Regions from separate parts of the Homo sapiens genome. Here region 2 is linked to region 1. Evidence: chromatin loops called from intact Hi-C (ENCODE). Cell type or tissue: heart right ventricle. All regions are shown on one strand.

Region 1 (8,000 bases):
GCACTTTGGGAGGCCAAGGTGGGCGGATCGCTTGAGGTCAGGAGTTCGAGACCAGCCCAGCCAACACGGTGAAACCCCGTCTCTACTAAAAATACAAAAAACTTCGGCGGGCATTGTGGTACATACTTGTAATCCCAGCTACTCGAAAGGCTGAGGCAGGAGAATTGTTTGAACTCAGGAGACAGAGATTGCAGTGAGCCAAGATTGTGCTACTGCACTCCAGCCTGGGTGACAGAGCAAGACTCCATCTCAAAAAAAAAAAGTAAAAGAAAAAAGAGGCCGGGTGTGGTGGCTCACACCTGTAATCCCAGCACTTTGGGAGGCTGAGATGGGCGGAGCACAAGGTCAGGAGATCGAGACCATCCTAGCTAACATGGTGAAACCCTGTCTCTACTAAAAAAAAAATACAAAAAATTAGCCAGGCCTGGTGGCAGGTGCCTGTAGTCCCAGCTACTTGGGAGGCTGAGGCAGGAGAATGGCATGAACCCAGGAGGCAGAGCTTGCAGTGAGCTGAGATCGCGCCACTGCACTCCAGCCTGGGCGACAGAGCGAGACTCCATCTCAAAAAAAAAAAAAAAAAAAAAGGAAAAAAAGAAAAAAAAGAAAATAGTTATCACCATTTGTCTAGTGGCCCAGAAACTTGGATGTCAAACTTGACTGCCCATTTTCTATTTCCACACCCAATTAATTGCCAAGACTCACTGCCTTTACCTTTTTTTTTTTTTTTTTTTTTGAGACAGAGTCTTGCTCTGTCGCCCAGGCTGGCGTGCAGTGGTGCAATCTCGGCTCACTGCAACCTCTGCCTCCCAGGTTCAAGCAATTCTCCTGCCTCAGCCTCCCAAGTAGCTGGGATTACAGGTGCCCAGCACCACGCCCAGCTAATTTTTGTATTTTTCGTAGAGAATGGGTTTTCAACTTGTTGACCAAGCTGGTCTCAAACTCCCGACCTCAGGTGATCCACCCACTCAGCCTCCCAAAGTGCTAGGATTACAGGTGTGAGCCACCGCGCCCGGCCTGCCTTTACCTCTTTAATAAATCCCGACCAGTCCACCCACTCTTCCTCCACACAGCCTGTCTCTCAGCCCAGCCTCAGTCTCCCAGCTGGTCTCCCCCGCTTGGGTCCTGCCCCTCAGTCCTGCTGCTGACCATCTGCTCAGACGCAAATCTCATCCTGTCACCTCCCTTCTGAAAGCCACTGGGGCCAAATGCAGTGGCTCACACCTGTAATCCCAGCACTTTGGGAGGCTGAGGTGGGTGAAGCACCTGAGGTCAGGAGTTTGAGACCAGCCTGGCCAACATGATGAAACCCTATCTCTACTAAAAGTACAAAAATTAGCCAGGGATGGTGGCAGGTGCTTGTAATCCTAGCTACTCGGGGGGCTGAGGCAGCAGAATCTCTTGAACCCCGAGGTAGAGGTTGCAGGGAGCAGAGATCATGCCACTGCACTCCAGCCTGGGCAACAGAGTGAGACTCAGTCTCAAAAAAACAAACAAATAAATAAATAATAATAAAAAGTAAAATAAAAAGCCTCTGATGACTTCCACTACCTAGGAATTTGGTCCAAATTGGCCCTAGGCTGGAGTTGTCAGATTCAGCAAATAAAGATAGAGGATGTCCACTTAAATTTGAATTTCAGATAAATACGAAATCCTTTTTTTTTTTTTTTTTTTTTTTTTAGTATGAGTACGTCCCATGCAGTATTTGGCATCGGGGCCTCCCACTCCCTGCACTCTTTCCATATCTCCAAACTTATTACTTGCCACATTGTTTTCCACATGTAAAATTTGGGACAGACTGGACTACATGAAACTCCCTAGGCTGGGCACGTTAGCTCACGCCTGTAATCCCAGCACTTGGGGGCTGAGGCAGAAGGATTGCTTGAGCCCAGGAGTTCGAGACCAGACTGGGCAACATGGTGAGACCCTGTATCTACAAAAAATAAAAAAATTAGGCTGGGCACGATGGCTCACATCTGTAATCCCAGAACTTTGGGAGGCTTAGGCAGGTGGATCACTTGAGGTCAGGAGTTTGAGACCAGCCTGGCTAACATGGTGAAACCCTGTCTCTACTAAAAATACAAAAATTGGCTGAGTGTGGTGGTGCGAGCCGATAATCCCAGCTACTCGGGTGGCTGAGGCAGCAGAATCGCTTGAACTCAAGAGGTGGAGGTTGCAGTGAGCCAAGACTGTGCCACTGCACTCTAGCCTGGGTGACAAAGTGACACTCCATTTTTTTTTTTTTTTAAGATGGAGTCTCGCCCTGTCGCCCAGGCTGGAGTGCAATGGCATGATCTCAGCTCACTGCAACCTCTACCTCCTGGGTTCAAGTGATTCTCCTGCCCCAGCCTCCCAAGTAGCTGGGATTACAGATGTGCAACACCACGCCCAGCTAATTTTTTTGTATCTTTAGTAGAGACGGGGTTTCCCCATGTTGGCCAGGCTGGTCTCAAACTCCTGACCTCGTGATCTGCCCTCCTCAGCCTCCCAAAGTGCTGGGATTACAGGCATGAGCCACCATGCCCGGCCGAGACTCCATCTTAAAAAAAAAAAAAAAAAATCCGGGCATGGTAGCACAAGCCTATAGTCACAGCTACTCAGGAGGCTGAGGTAGGAGGATCATCTGAGCCCAGGAGGTTGAGGCTGCAGTAAGCCAAGATTGTGCCATTGCACTCCAGCCTAGGAGACAGAACAAGACCCTGTCTCAAAAATTAAAAAAATAAAAAGAAGCTCCCCAAATGGGTTAGACATTTCCTCATTGATATGCCCTTTATTCCTGCTGTTTCCTCCACCAGAAAGGCCATTCTCCCTTCTCCCCCAGTCCATCTTTGTTCATCTCTTGGGTGTCAGGACACACTAGGAGTCCCTCCTCTAAGATTCCTCTCTGCTCCCTCAAAATGGATCAGCTGCTCTCCTGGGTGAAGGGAGGCCCCTGTGTGCCTGGATGGCAACTCCACCCTCTGGACCGTCATGTCAGCTTACTCATTGTCTCTCTCCCCTGCAGTCAATGAGTCGCCAGCAACTCTGTGCCGTTCCTGGTTCACATCTGGCTCAGCCCACAAGGCCCCATCCAGCTGGAAGCTCCCGAGGGCCCTGGGCCTTGGCAAAGGCCCCAGCTTTCTTCTCACTCTCCTGGCCTGGGTCCCGGTCTGACGATTCACACTTCCTCCTTGCCTGAGTTCCCACGAAAAGTGGCCTCCACCGCCAGCCCCCTGCCCAGGACCAGGTTACAAAATGCAGAGACAATGGAGGCTCCAAGCCAAATTTCCAATGGGCCTGCCATTAAATCACCAACAGCATCTGTGTGTACATCTGGGACAGATGCCGGCAGCTGAGGCCACAGGACGCATGGCTTTGTCACATTGGGTCAGCATTGGTGACCTTGGTGGGAGTGTTGGGGGTGGAGCTCAGACCTAAAGTTAGGACACTTGAGTCTGAATTGCTGCCCTTTCTAGCTGCCTCAGTTTTCTTGTCTGTAAAATGGGGATAATAATGCTTATCACACAGGGTGTGCGATCAAGGAGAGTGATTCACACACACAAGGATATCTAGCAGCAAACAGGACTCTGGCTCTGATCATCACTTACCTTTCTTGAGGCTGGTGGCAGCAGGACCTGTGATCAGAACACTGTTTGTAGGTTTCTTCTCCTAGAATCACCAACCAGGCCCAAGCAACTTTATTCAGAGAGGAGGACAGTCATCCAGCCCAGACAGCATCTGCCTGGTGAAAATGGCTCCAACTCAACCACCCAAGTGGATGCAGCAGAGTTGTCAAATGAAGCTAAGGGTGAGAATGACTGAACAGGGATAATATAAAGGCCAGAGGGCCATGCTCTGGCCAGGGAGTTGGAAAGTCTGAGGCTTCCTGGCTTCTCAATGTTGGCCCCTCCACCCTTCCTCTCTGCCTGAACCTTCTGCAGACACCCACTGAGCAGTCACTGCTGCCAGCCAAGACCCTCTCTCTGCCTCAAGGTTCCCCTGGAGACTTTCTTGTGGCACCTCTCAGCACCTCTTGCAATTTGTAGCATTTACTTACAGACAGGATTACAGGTTTACCCTCTATCTCCCCCTCCAGACTGCAAATGCCTCCAGGGCAGAAACCTCTTAGTTTACAGATAACAGCAACCAGAAGTGATCTACCAGCAGGTAGCTCATGCCTGTAATCCTAGCACTTTGGGAGGCCAAGGTGGGAGGATCACTTGAGGCCAGGAATTTGAGAACAGCCTGGGCAATATAGCAAGGTCCTATCTCTACAAAAAATAAAAACTTAGTTGGACATGGTGGGTGTGGTGGTATGTGGCTGGGGTTCTAGCTACTTGGGAAGCTGAGGAGGGAGGATTCCTTGCGCCCAGGAGTTTGAGGCTGCAGTGAGCTGTGATTACACCATTGCACTCCAATCTGAGTGACAGAGTGAGACCTTGGTTTTTTTTTTAAAAAAAAGGTATAAATTCTTGAAAAGAAAAATAATGTTTAAAAAAAATTTTCTTGAGGCAGGAAGATCTCTTGAGCCCAGAAATCCAAGGCTGTAGTAAGCTATGATCACGCCATTGCATTCCAGCCTGGGTGACAGAGACCTTGGTCTTTTTTAAACAAAATTATAAATTTTTGAAAAGGAAAATTTAAAAAAAAATTTTTTTTTTTGAGACGGAGTTTCACTCTTGTTGCTCAGGCTGGAGTACAGTGGCACAATCTCGGCTCACTACAACCTCCACCTCCCAGGTTCAAGCGATTCTCCTGCCTCAGCCTCCTGAGTAGCTGGGGTTACAGGTGCCCACCACCATGCCTGGCTAATTTTTTGTATTTTTGGTAGAGACCGGGTTTCACCATGTTGGCCAGGCTGGTCTCAAACTCCTGACCTCAGGTGACCTGCCCGTCTCAGCCTCCCAAAGTGTTAGGATTACAGGCCCCTTGGCATGAACAGACTGGGCGCCATGAATGGCAGCAGGAGGCAGACAGGCTCCTGGGTGGGAGAAGGCAGGTCCCTGGTGAGGCCCCACCTTCAAGCCAGGGAGGGCCTGAAGCCTGGGGGCTGGGCTGCCAGTCCCATGGAAAGGAGTGGGAACTTGTGGTGCTTTTTCTAGGCCCACTCATGGCCGCTCATGGACCAATTGGTGCACACTTCCTTCCCTCCGAGGAAGGGTACGAACCCTCAGCTCCTCCTTGGCCTCCCTCCCCTGCTCATCGGTGTTCAAAGTCTGGAAGGGGCTGAGGTGGCAGGCGGCTTGTGTGTCAGCACTGCACCAAGTGTACCCACACCCGGCCGGGCTGTGACAGCGCCTGGGCTCAGCCCCAACCTCACTCCAAGATCAAGGAGAGGCCAGGCAACGGGAGCAGGAACTTCCAAGCCTGCGGGGGAAGGGGGTGTCTTCCCAGGCCCCCGAGAGTACAGAAATGCCTGGGTCCACAGCCACGGATTGGGCAGCTGCCGCTGCGCCTGGAAGGGTGGGGCTCCTGTCTGCTCCCAGCCCCCAGCCCCCAGCCCCCACTGGCTCCATGGAGTATGCAGCGCCGGCCGCACCTCACCCACTGTAGCCAGTGTCACGACAGCGGTTTCTCTAGACAGGCCACCACTGCCATCACCAGCACTTTGGGAGGCTGAGATGGAGGATCATTTGAGCCTAGGAATTCAAGACCAGCCTGGAATGCATAGCAACATGGCAAGACCCATCTCTACAAAATATTAAAAAATTAGCCAGTGCACACCTGTGGTCCCAGCTGGTACATGCCGGGGCACACCTGTGGTCCCAGCTACTCAGGAGACTGAGGTGGGAAGATGGCTTGAGCCCAGGAGGTGGAGGCTGCAGTGAGCTGAGACTGCATCACTGTACTCCATCCTGGACAACAGAGTAAGATCCTGTCTTGAAAAAAAGTGTTTACTTTTATTATTTTTGTTTTTTTGAGACAGAGTCTCACTCTGTTGCCCAGGTGGAGTGCAGTGGTGCAATCAGTTACCGCAACCTCTGCCTCCCAGGTTCAAGCCATTCTCCTGCCTCCTGAGTAGCTGGGATTACAGGCCGCCACCACATGCCCAGCTAATTTTGGTGTTTTTAGTAGAGATGGGGTTTTACCCTGTTGGTCAGTCTGGTCTCAAACTCCTGGGTTCAAGTGATCTGCCCACCCCGGCCTCCCAAAGTGCTGGGATTACAGGTGTGAGCCACCGTGCCCAGCCAAAAACATTTTTTAATGAAAAAATATTTTAAAAAAGAATTCTTAGCAAACCAAAGACAACAGGAAAAACAACAAGGAGGGACTAGAGGAATTTATTTGAAGCCTGTGGCACCTACAGCTGCAGGAAACATTCCAGACAGCCCGACTCCTCAGTAGATTAACATGAAACCTCACACTAAAAGCCTCATTACCTGGGTTCCTACCACCAGATACTCGATGGCTGGCTTTCTACAACAAATCACAAGGTCTGCTAAAAGGCAAGAAAAAAACACGGCATGAAGAGGCAAAACAGGCATCAGAACCAGACTCAGATATAAAACAGAATAAGGAATTATCAGATAAAAATTTTGAAATAACTCTGATTATATTGGCAAAGACTCACTCCTTTGACCAAAATATTAGTCAAGCTCCTCTGAGTTCTCTGCTTGATTAGGACTTTCTTGGGCTTCCCTTTCTGTCCTTGCAGAATCCAATTGGAGCAGGAATCCTGCTAGGTCTGCTTATTGAAAATCCCTCCTCTTGGCATCTGACTAACCTGGCCAACCTTTATCAAGAGTCCTATCAAAGCCTGGGTGCAGTGGCTCACACCTGTAATCCTAGCACTTTGGGAGGCCAAGGCAGGTGGATCGCTTGAGCTTAGGAGTTCAAGACCAGCCTGGGCAACATGGTGAAACCTTGTCTCTACAAAAAATACAAAAATTAGCTGGGCGTTGGCCAAGGCACAGTGGCTCACTCCTGTAATTGCAGCCCTTTGGGGGGCTGAGGCAGGCAGAATCACCTGAGGTTAGGAGTTCAAGATCAGCCTGGCCAACATGGTGAAACCCCATCTCTACTAAAAATACAAAAAAATTAGCCAGGCATGGTGGTGGGTGCCTGTAATCGCAGCTACTTGGGAGGCTGAGGCAGGAGAATCGCTTGAACCTGGGAGGCGGAGGTTACAGTGAGCCAAGACTGCGCCATTACACTCCAGCCTGGGCGACAAGAACGAAACTCCATCTCAAAACAAACAAACAAAAAATAGCCAGGTGTGGTGGTCCAGATTAGAGGAGACTAAAGAGAAGCAATAACTAACCCAAGGTGTGATTCAGAGAAAATATGATGAGGGTAAATTCAGGGAAAATATGATGAGGGTCTGTGGAAGACAACAGAACTGTATCGACCTTAATTTCCTGATTTAGTCACTAGCCTGCGGTTATTTTTTGGGGGAAATACAGACTGAGGCATCTAGAGGTAAAGGAGCATCAATGTGGGTGAAGGGTGCATGGGAACTCTTTGTATAATTTGTATAATTTTTAGTGTTTCTGCTTGTCAGAAATCATGTCAACAAGAGAGTGAAATATTTAAAGCATTGAAAGAAAAAACCAGCCGGGTACAGTGGCTCACACCTGTAATCCTAACACCTCGGGAGGCCAAGGCAAAAGGATCACTTGAGCCCAGGAGTTCAAGACCAGCCTGGGCAACAAAGTGAGACTCTCATTTCTACCAAAAAAACACGAAAATTATCTGGGCATGGTAGCACGAGCCTGTAGTCCCAGCTAGTCAGGAGGCTGAGGTAGAAGGATCGCTTGAGCCTGGGAAGTGGAGGCTGCAGTGAGCAATGATCATGTCACTGCACTTTAATCTGGATGACAGAGTGAGATGCTGTCTCAAAAAAAGAAAAAACAAAATAAATACATAAATAAAATTGGAAAATGCAGACAGTACAGTTATATAATGAAAACTGTCTCTTCCCCCAACTATCTTTTCCCCACTGTTGATAATTTCTTGTGATTCTTCCCAGAAAAAAAAAAGCTTTATGCACATGTCAGCACGTATATATATTTTTAAATTCTGTA
Region 2 (8,000 bases), 82 kb after region 1:
GATCCTAGGGACCTATGTGGTCTCTCTAACAGAGAAAGGTGACTGTGGAGTTTTGACATGTTTACCAGAAGAATCTCTACTCATATAGGTTGGGAGCCACCTAATTAGATTAGGTGAACCACCCAGCTCACCTAATCCTTTGGCACAAAAGGGGATAACCCAGCCACGTTGCAGATTGATTTGATCCTGGTGTTTCCAAAAAGAACAAAACGTTGCCCAATGCCCCACAATGGCTTCAGCCATCCAGTTCCAACTCTGCACAACTAAACTGTAAATTGCACATCCTGGTGAAAGCATTCTGCCCTCAGCTCTGAGACAAGGGAGGACTGTTTGTACTCAGCAGCAATAAATCTTTACAAGTGGATTTGGACTTTTAGGAGGTGTAATGTTTGGTTTGTTTTCAAGCAACAATGCATGGAGCCAACTGCAGTGCTTTAATCTCTAAACAATGTGAAACCTCAAAATGAATCTCTCCTGTACTAAACCACCCCCCCGCCACCCCACCCCAGTATTGTTTCCCAAGCTTCAGGGCACAATAGATTTTTCTCGAAGTCCCAGAATACTGAAGGATTTCCTGGCCACTAGCCACAGAGCCACACTGAAGTCCCTTTTTATATTCCTCAGATATATTCTCTTCATTTAAAGAATCAATACTATAAACCCTTGGATTACCACATGCCAACATTAAAAGCACACTTTATTTTGGTAACAAATAAAGGGAATCCAAGCAGCAACAAAAAGCGAAAAGAAGTGCCATTCACTTTACTCACAAAACACCATGATTGGCCAGTAGTGTGATCAGCACATTAAATTCAGTCCACGTGTGTTTAGGGTTTGGTCAAGTTGTATTAAGCCAACTGGCTTATTCTTCCTCTTCCTGGTAATCTCCATAGCATAGCTTCACAAATAGTCTATAGCTTAGGCTTACAGAAGACACCAATAAAATGTTTTTCTTTTCTTCTTCTTCTTCTTTTTTTTTTTTTTTTTTTTGAGATGGAGTCTTGCTCTGTCACCCAGGCTGGAGTGCAGTGGCACCATCTCAGCTCACTGCAACTTCTGCCTCCCAGGTTCCGGCAATTCTCCTGCCTTAGCCTCCCAAGCAGCTGGGACTACAAGTGTAAGCCACCACACCCAGCTAATTTTTGTATTTTTAGTAGAGATGGGGTTTCATCATATTGGCCAGGCTGGTCTCAAACTCCTGACCTTGTGATCCACCCGCCTCGGCCTCCCAAAGTGCTGGGATTACAGGCGTGAGCCACCGTGCCCGGCAATGGGAGATGGCGTGCAATGCTTTTCAAATGAATAGATGAATAGTTAAAATACCACTAAATACCTACTAGAATGGCCAAAATTCAAAACACTGACAACACCAAATGCTGACAAGGATGTGGAGCAACAGGAACACTTATTCATTGCTGGTAGGAATGCAAAATGGTACAGCCACTTTGGAAGACAATTTGGCAGTTTCTTACAAAACTAAATATATTCTTACCACACGATCCAGCAATCGTACTCCTTGGTATTCACCCAAATGAGTTAAAAACTTATGTCTACAAAAAAACCTGCACATGGATATTTACAGAAGCTTTATTTCATAATTGCCAAAACTTGAGAGCAACCACAATGTCCTTTGGTAGGTGAATAGAAAAATGAACTAAGTCACATTCAGACAATGGACTATTATTCCATGCTAAAAATAAATGAGCTATCAAGTCATGAAAAGATATGTTACTAAGTAAAAGAAGCCACACTGAAAAGGCTACATGCTGTGTGCTTATATGACATTCTGGAAAAGGTAAAACTATGGAGACAGTAAAAAGGTCAGTGATTGTTCAGGGTTGTTCAGGGAGGCAGGGATTAATGAGCAAAGCTCAGAGAATTTTTAGGGCAGTGATGCTATTTTGTATGATACTATAATGGTGGATACATGTCATTATACTTTTGTTAAACCCTTAGAATGTACCACACCAAGAGTGAACCCTAATGTAAACTATGGATGTTGGGTGATAGTGATATGTCAGTGTAGCTTCATCGATTGTAACAAATGTATCACTCTGGTGCAGGGATGTTGATAGTGGAGGGGTGGGGCTGTGCAAATGTGGGAGCAGGAGGTATATGAGAACTCTGTACTTTTGGCGCAATTTTTCTGTGAACATAAAACTTCTCTAAAAAAATAGTCCTTATTTTTCCTTTTTTAAATTTCTTTTAATTTTTTTATCTTCTCTTTTCATCTACATTTACTCAGCCACCGAATGTGGCTTACTGCTAACATAGTCCTTTTTTTAAGATAAAGTAGTTAAAATAAGGTTAAATCAGAAGTTGCTCATTCTAGTATTCGGATGGACTAGTATTTTGGATGATGGTGTGTGGACAATGGATTGGTGTTTTAAGTGACTAGTGGGAGGCTCATAGGATGACTATGTAACATGAAGGCAGATCTAGATCTCATAACTCATTCTCTGTATCACAGAGGACAAGAGAGTGCTGCTGTTTGGGCTTAATGCATCCCCAGTGGATCCAAGGGTCACATCACCCTTGTATCTGGTCTGGCAGTAGCAACATTGGGGTTTATGTTAGGGCTTTTGAATGGAGATCAAGAACTAGTACCCCCTTTGACTGTCCAAAATCTGAACCAATTGGTAAATTGGACAAAGGGGTAAGGAAGGCAGAGGGTGGTAAATATTACTTTCATTATAGTTAAAGCTGATATTGGAGAATGTGGCTTATATCTGCAAACCCTGGGCCTCCTAAATATGTAACCCCCAGAGTTAGAAAGACTTAAGCATCCAGGCACCTACAGGCCTCTGGATGTGAGAATAGATCCTGTACTAAGCTTCCTGTAAAACCCAGAGCAGTTGAGAACACATGCTCTCTTGGACTGGCTGGCTCCTAAGAGCCAGAGGAGAGGAAGGATAGGGTAGTGCATGTCTAGTTCTAGTTGCTCTTCCAAAATTGGCAGTGAGATAAGTCATTCCAGCTCCCCACGGACTGAGTGACTGAATGGTGGAGAGTAGCCGGGGTATTACACTAACATGAAAACACACCTGGGGTAGGAGAAATCATTCTCCTACTAACCATAAAATATAGACAAGATGATTTTACATCACGTGGTTTCTTTCAGGAATCCCAGCATGTGGTTTCTTTCAGGAAACCCACATGTGGGTTTTTTCAGCTTGTGGTTTCTTTCAGGAATCCCAGAGGATAAATGTTTTGCTTTTCTTCTTTGTTTCAGATATAATGATCATTACTTGGAGGAGTTCATAACATCTGCTAATAGGTACTTCATGGTTGGCCACAAAGTCATATTTTACATCATGGTGGATGATGTCTCCAAGCTGCCGTTTATAGAGCTGGGTCCTCTGCATTCCTTCAAAATGTTTGAGGTCAAGCCAGAGAAGAGGTGGCAAGACATCAGCATGATGCGTATGAAGATCACTGGGGAGCACATCTTGGCCCACATCCAACACGAGGTCGACTTCCTCTTCTGCATGGATGTGGACCAGGTCTTCCAAGACCATTTTGGGGTGGAGACCCTAGGCCAGTCAGTGGCTCAGCTACAGGCTGGCGGTACAAGGCAGATCCCTATGACTTTACCTAGGAGAGGTGGAAAGAGTCAGCAGGATACATTCCATTTGGCCAGGGGATTTTTATTACCATGCAGCCATTTCTGGAGGAACACCCATTCAGGTTCTCAACATCACCCAGGAGTGCTTTAAGGGAATCCTCCTGGACAAGAAAAATGACATAGAAGCCAAGTGGCATGATGAAAGCCACCTAAACAAGTATTTCCTTCTCAATAAACCCTCTAAAATCTTATCCCTAAAATACTGCTGGGATTATCATATAGGCCTGCCTTCAGATATTAAAACTGTCAAGTGATCGTGGCAGACAAAAGAGTATAATTTGGTTAGAAATAATGTCTGACTTCAAATTGTGCCAGTAGATTTCTGAATTTAAGAGAGAAATATTCTGGCTACTTCCTCAGAAAAGTAACACTTAATTTTAACTTCAAAAAATACTAATGAAACACCAACAGGGCAAAAACATACCATTCCTCCTTGTAACTTGGGGCTTTGTAATGTGGAAGAATGAATCTAGGGCAATCAGATATAAATTCCCAGTGATTTCTTATCTATTCTGGGTTTGGGGGAAATACTATCAACTGAACCAAAAATAACTTGTCATAGGCAGAGATAAAGCCAGAAACACTCTACACATGCCAGATGACATCTGGAGAAAAGGGTGCTAAGGGAAGCGTTTGGCAGCAAGATATGATTGTAAGGGGTTGTCCCTTGAGTTCAATGTCTGCCTATTTCTGATGGGTCTAAAGCAACATGGAGTTACTGTGCAGCAGAACTCTCAGTAAAGACACCATTTGCCTTGGCAATCCTCAAAAAGCTTCAATAGCAGATTGCTTCAGACCATCTGTAGTCCGTCCTTTTCTCATCTGGATGTTGTTTGGCTTCTGTGCGAAAGATTGGTGGAGTGTCCCAGTAGATATCATGGTGGTGTGTGATCAGAGTCCCAAGGAACCTGAATGAGCCAAGGTGCCCAGCATGAAGTCAAAACAAAGCCTTGACATGAGTTTGCCATGAAATAGCGAAGAGAGAGTGGAAGAGAGGAGCCAATCACTGTGGGGCAGTGCCACCCTGAGGGCACTTAGGGTATGGGGTTGGTGCTTAAATACATCACAGATCCAGGTACTGAATGGGAGGAAGTGTGGGTGATTTCCAATCTCATTGACCCTATGTTCAGGGACTTGAACGGAAGATGTTTCTTGTGTTGCCTAAGTGGTATTCAGTCTACCAGACTCTGCAACTTGCATCTTCAAATCCTTGGTAAAGAGATGTGGATGGTGTCAGAGAAGGCAAAGGCCTGCAGTGGATTGAAGAGGCTTGCAAGCAGTTCTGTTTCTAGGATGTGGGCTTCATCAGAAGACACTCGGTCACCACTTAGCTAGTCTAAACCTCAGGGTTCCTCAGCCCATCATACCCCAACTTGGAGGACTGACATCAAGGAGTAGACTGGAGAAACAGCCCTCCCATCAAGTAACCTCTTGTTCTCTCCTGCTCCATCTGCACTATAGAAGTGTAATAATTAGACATACTTGGCAAAATGGCTAATTGATTTGGTAACAGAAGCATGAGCCATAACAATGGAAGATCTAGTTATCATGACTGAACAGCTTAACATTCAATTCCCTTCTCTAAGAGAAGCTGTGAAATCCTACATATTATTTAAAGTTAACCAAATCAATGTAAAGGGAGTTAGGAGACAGTGTGTACCTATGCACGTATATTTATGTTTTGCTTGTGTTCCAGTCTCGGTCATTTGTTTCCATTTTCAAGCAATTTATTTGAAGAGCCATTGCACTAGCCTGATGTATACTGCAATGAGCTTCTTTGATAAAATGAAACTTAGATTTTTCTCGACCATTTCACCGTGCCTCCTACTTCATTTTTTGCCAGAAAATCTCACATCCAACAAAACAAAACAAAAACCCTGAATTAGTGGGCTTTGAAAAGGAAAAAGCAGGGCTTTGAAAAAGTAGATCACACATCAGTTAAGACTCCTGCTTCTCTATTAGTCAGGTTGTCTTGGATTCAGTCTGGAGTAGGCAGAGCTTAAGGGTTTTTAAGTCCTGACCCAAAGAAATGATCTAGCCTGAAAGTTTAGAGCAAAGGACTAATGTTTACTTTTAAAGGAATTTCTTGATTTTTTTAAAAAACTTCATTAAAGTTTAAATCCCCAATGGACAAATTCATAATCTTGTTAATCGTTATTACTAAACTTTTTAAAAAATGTCCCAATTTACAATTAAATAAATTACTTTCTCAGTATATTCTGGTCTGGTCATGGATTGTGCATTTCCTCCCAAAGATATTCAAAATTGTCAATTAGAGAATTTTAGGTTTTCAGACTCAGAAAAGTCCTCACGCCCTTCTGAAAATGTGTCCACTATTACAGAAATAGAACAGACTTGGGATTCCCAAATTTTTGTTTGTTTTTGAGACAGAGTCTCACTCTGTCACCCATGCTGGAGTTCAGTGGTGTGATCATGGTTCACTGCAGCCCCGACCTCCTGGGCTCAAGTGATCCTCTCACCTCAGCCTCCTGAATAGCTGGGACTACAGGCACCACCACGCCCCACTAATTAAGAAAAAAACGTTTTTATAGAAATGTGGTCTCACTATGTTGCCTAGGCTGGTCTCAAACTCCTGGGCTTAAGTGATCCTCCTGCCTTGGCCTCCCAAAACGCTGGGATTACAGGCGTGAGCCACCATGCCCGTCCAAGGGATTCCCCAACTTTTAAGCAACAAATACTTATATAGAGCTTTCCACAGCAATGCGCTGAAATAATGAACTGCCAGTGAAAGAATCATTAGGGAAAGGCTTGCCCCTGAAGCTCAGGGTGGGGCATCAGGGCAGAGGAAGAAAACAATGCCATCACCATATCTGGGGATTATTAGTCCTGACCTCTGGGGAATATATCTGGTCAAGTGGGAAAGTCTGGATTTCCAGCAGGTGTACTTATACTAAAAAATTTAAAGATGACCAGGCTAATTTAGTGAGATGCACTGAATATGCAACAGGGCATGATTACCTCATAGTGGAGAATTAGTCTCATTTCATAAAAGAGGAAGATGAGGTCCAGAAAGCTTTTAGACTCGGGAAAGTCCTCATGCCCTTCTGAAAATGTGTCCACTATTACAAAAATAGAACAGACTTGGGATTCCCAAATTTTTGTTTGTTTTTGAGACAGGGTCTCACTCTGTCGCCCACGCCGGAGTGTGGTGGTGTAATTATGGCTCATGTGGCCGCAACCTCGAACTCGGCTCAAGTGGTAAGTGGTAGGTGACTGATGTGGGCTTCATCAGAGGACAGTCGGTCATCAGCTGGTCCCACTGCTTAGCTAGTGTAAACCTCAGCGTTCCTCAGCCCATCATACCCCAACTTGGAGGGTTGACATCAAGGAGTAGACTGGAGAAATAGCTCTCCCATCAAGTAACTTTTTGTAAGTGGTAAGTGACTGAACTGAGGCTCAAAGCAGGGAAACTCACAGGACAGATGTGTTGACAGTGCATTCAGAGGGCCATGTTTCATATCATGGAAAGCACAACTATATATCTTCCCAGGCCTCTACCATCTCCCACTTTTTATGCATGAAACCTGCCCCAAATGCATTAAGTAAGTTTAAAAGCACCATGTTAAAAAAAATCGGTTAGGCACGGTGGCTTAACCCCCATAATCCCAACACATTGGGAGGCCAAGGCAGGTGGATCATTTGACTCCAGGAGTTTGAGATCAGCCTTGGCAACAGGGCGAAACCCCGTCTCTATAAAAAATACAAAAATTAGCCAGGTGTGGTGGTGTGTGCCTGTAGTCTTAGCTACTCAGGAGGTTGAAGTGGGAAGATCACTTGAACCCAGGAGGTGGAGGTTACGTGAGCCGAGATCGTGCCACTGCACTCCAGCCTGGGCAACAGAGACCCTGTTTCAAAAAATAAAACATTGTTATCATTCTTATCTTTACATTGTGCATGGAGGGCTGATGTAAGCACCATGGCCGTGCACTGAGCGGTTATATCAGGGCGGGGCTTCAGGAGGTGTGATCAGGCAGAGGAGTAGGTGGAAGGAACAAACCATACTTGCTCCTTCCACTCCACCTCAAATCTGGGAACCACATTCAGCCAAAAGGGGAAAAATGTGTTCAAGGCCTGAAGGATTTCTCTTTGTCCCTCTTTGCTCTCTCTTAGCCAAAGCCACCACTATCAGGAACCTCAACTATGGCAGTACTTACAAGCACTTATTTAATGTAATGTACTGTTTGTTAAATGTGCCTAACATAAACAAATAACACTGGCATGATTGCATATTAACAAGCGTGAAAAGTCATAGAAAGTGAATGTGTAACACACTATACATACCTTTTAAGGAAAGAAAAGAGTCAAGTAGGGATCCACTGGTGAATGTCTGAGATCTGAAAGAGTGCTGATCCAG

The links. Hi-C counts contacts between places; a loop is a spot of excess contacts. Peaks named below come from ENCODE experiments on the same cell type or tissue, not always from the same donor. Only the 100,000 strongest peaks of a DNase experiment are listed, where the experiment ranks them.
Region 2: a loop joins it to region 1, with 2.7 times the contacts of the local background. A loop is called at or near these places in 6 of 110 quality-filtered maps.

The regions. Positions count from the first base shown.
Region 1 is chr9:121,524,921-121,532,920 of GRCh38, reverse strand. It overlaps LOC107987016 (a long non-coding RNA gene), which reads left to right. Exons shown (of 2, transcript XR_001746560.2): 2 at 3,002-4,273. Among named protein-coding and RNA genes, the nearest start is that of GGTA1, 29 kb to the right of the region's middle. In heart right ventricle, no CTCF peak of the experiment used is centred here; DNase peaks (open chromatin) are centred at 3,140 and 5,243; H3K27ac peaks cover 2,489 bases.
Region 2 is chr9:121,442,830-121,450,829 of GRCh38, reverse strand. The region is part of intron 3 of LOC102723324 (a long non-coding RNA gene); the gene reads right to left. It also overlaps a transcript of GGTA1 not described here. Among named protein-coding and RNA genes, the nearest start is that of GGTA1, 53 kb to the left of the region's middle. In heart right ventricle, a CTCF peak has its summit at 4,650 (motif pointing left); a DNase peak (open chromatin) is centred at 492; H3K27ac peaks cover 1,577 bases.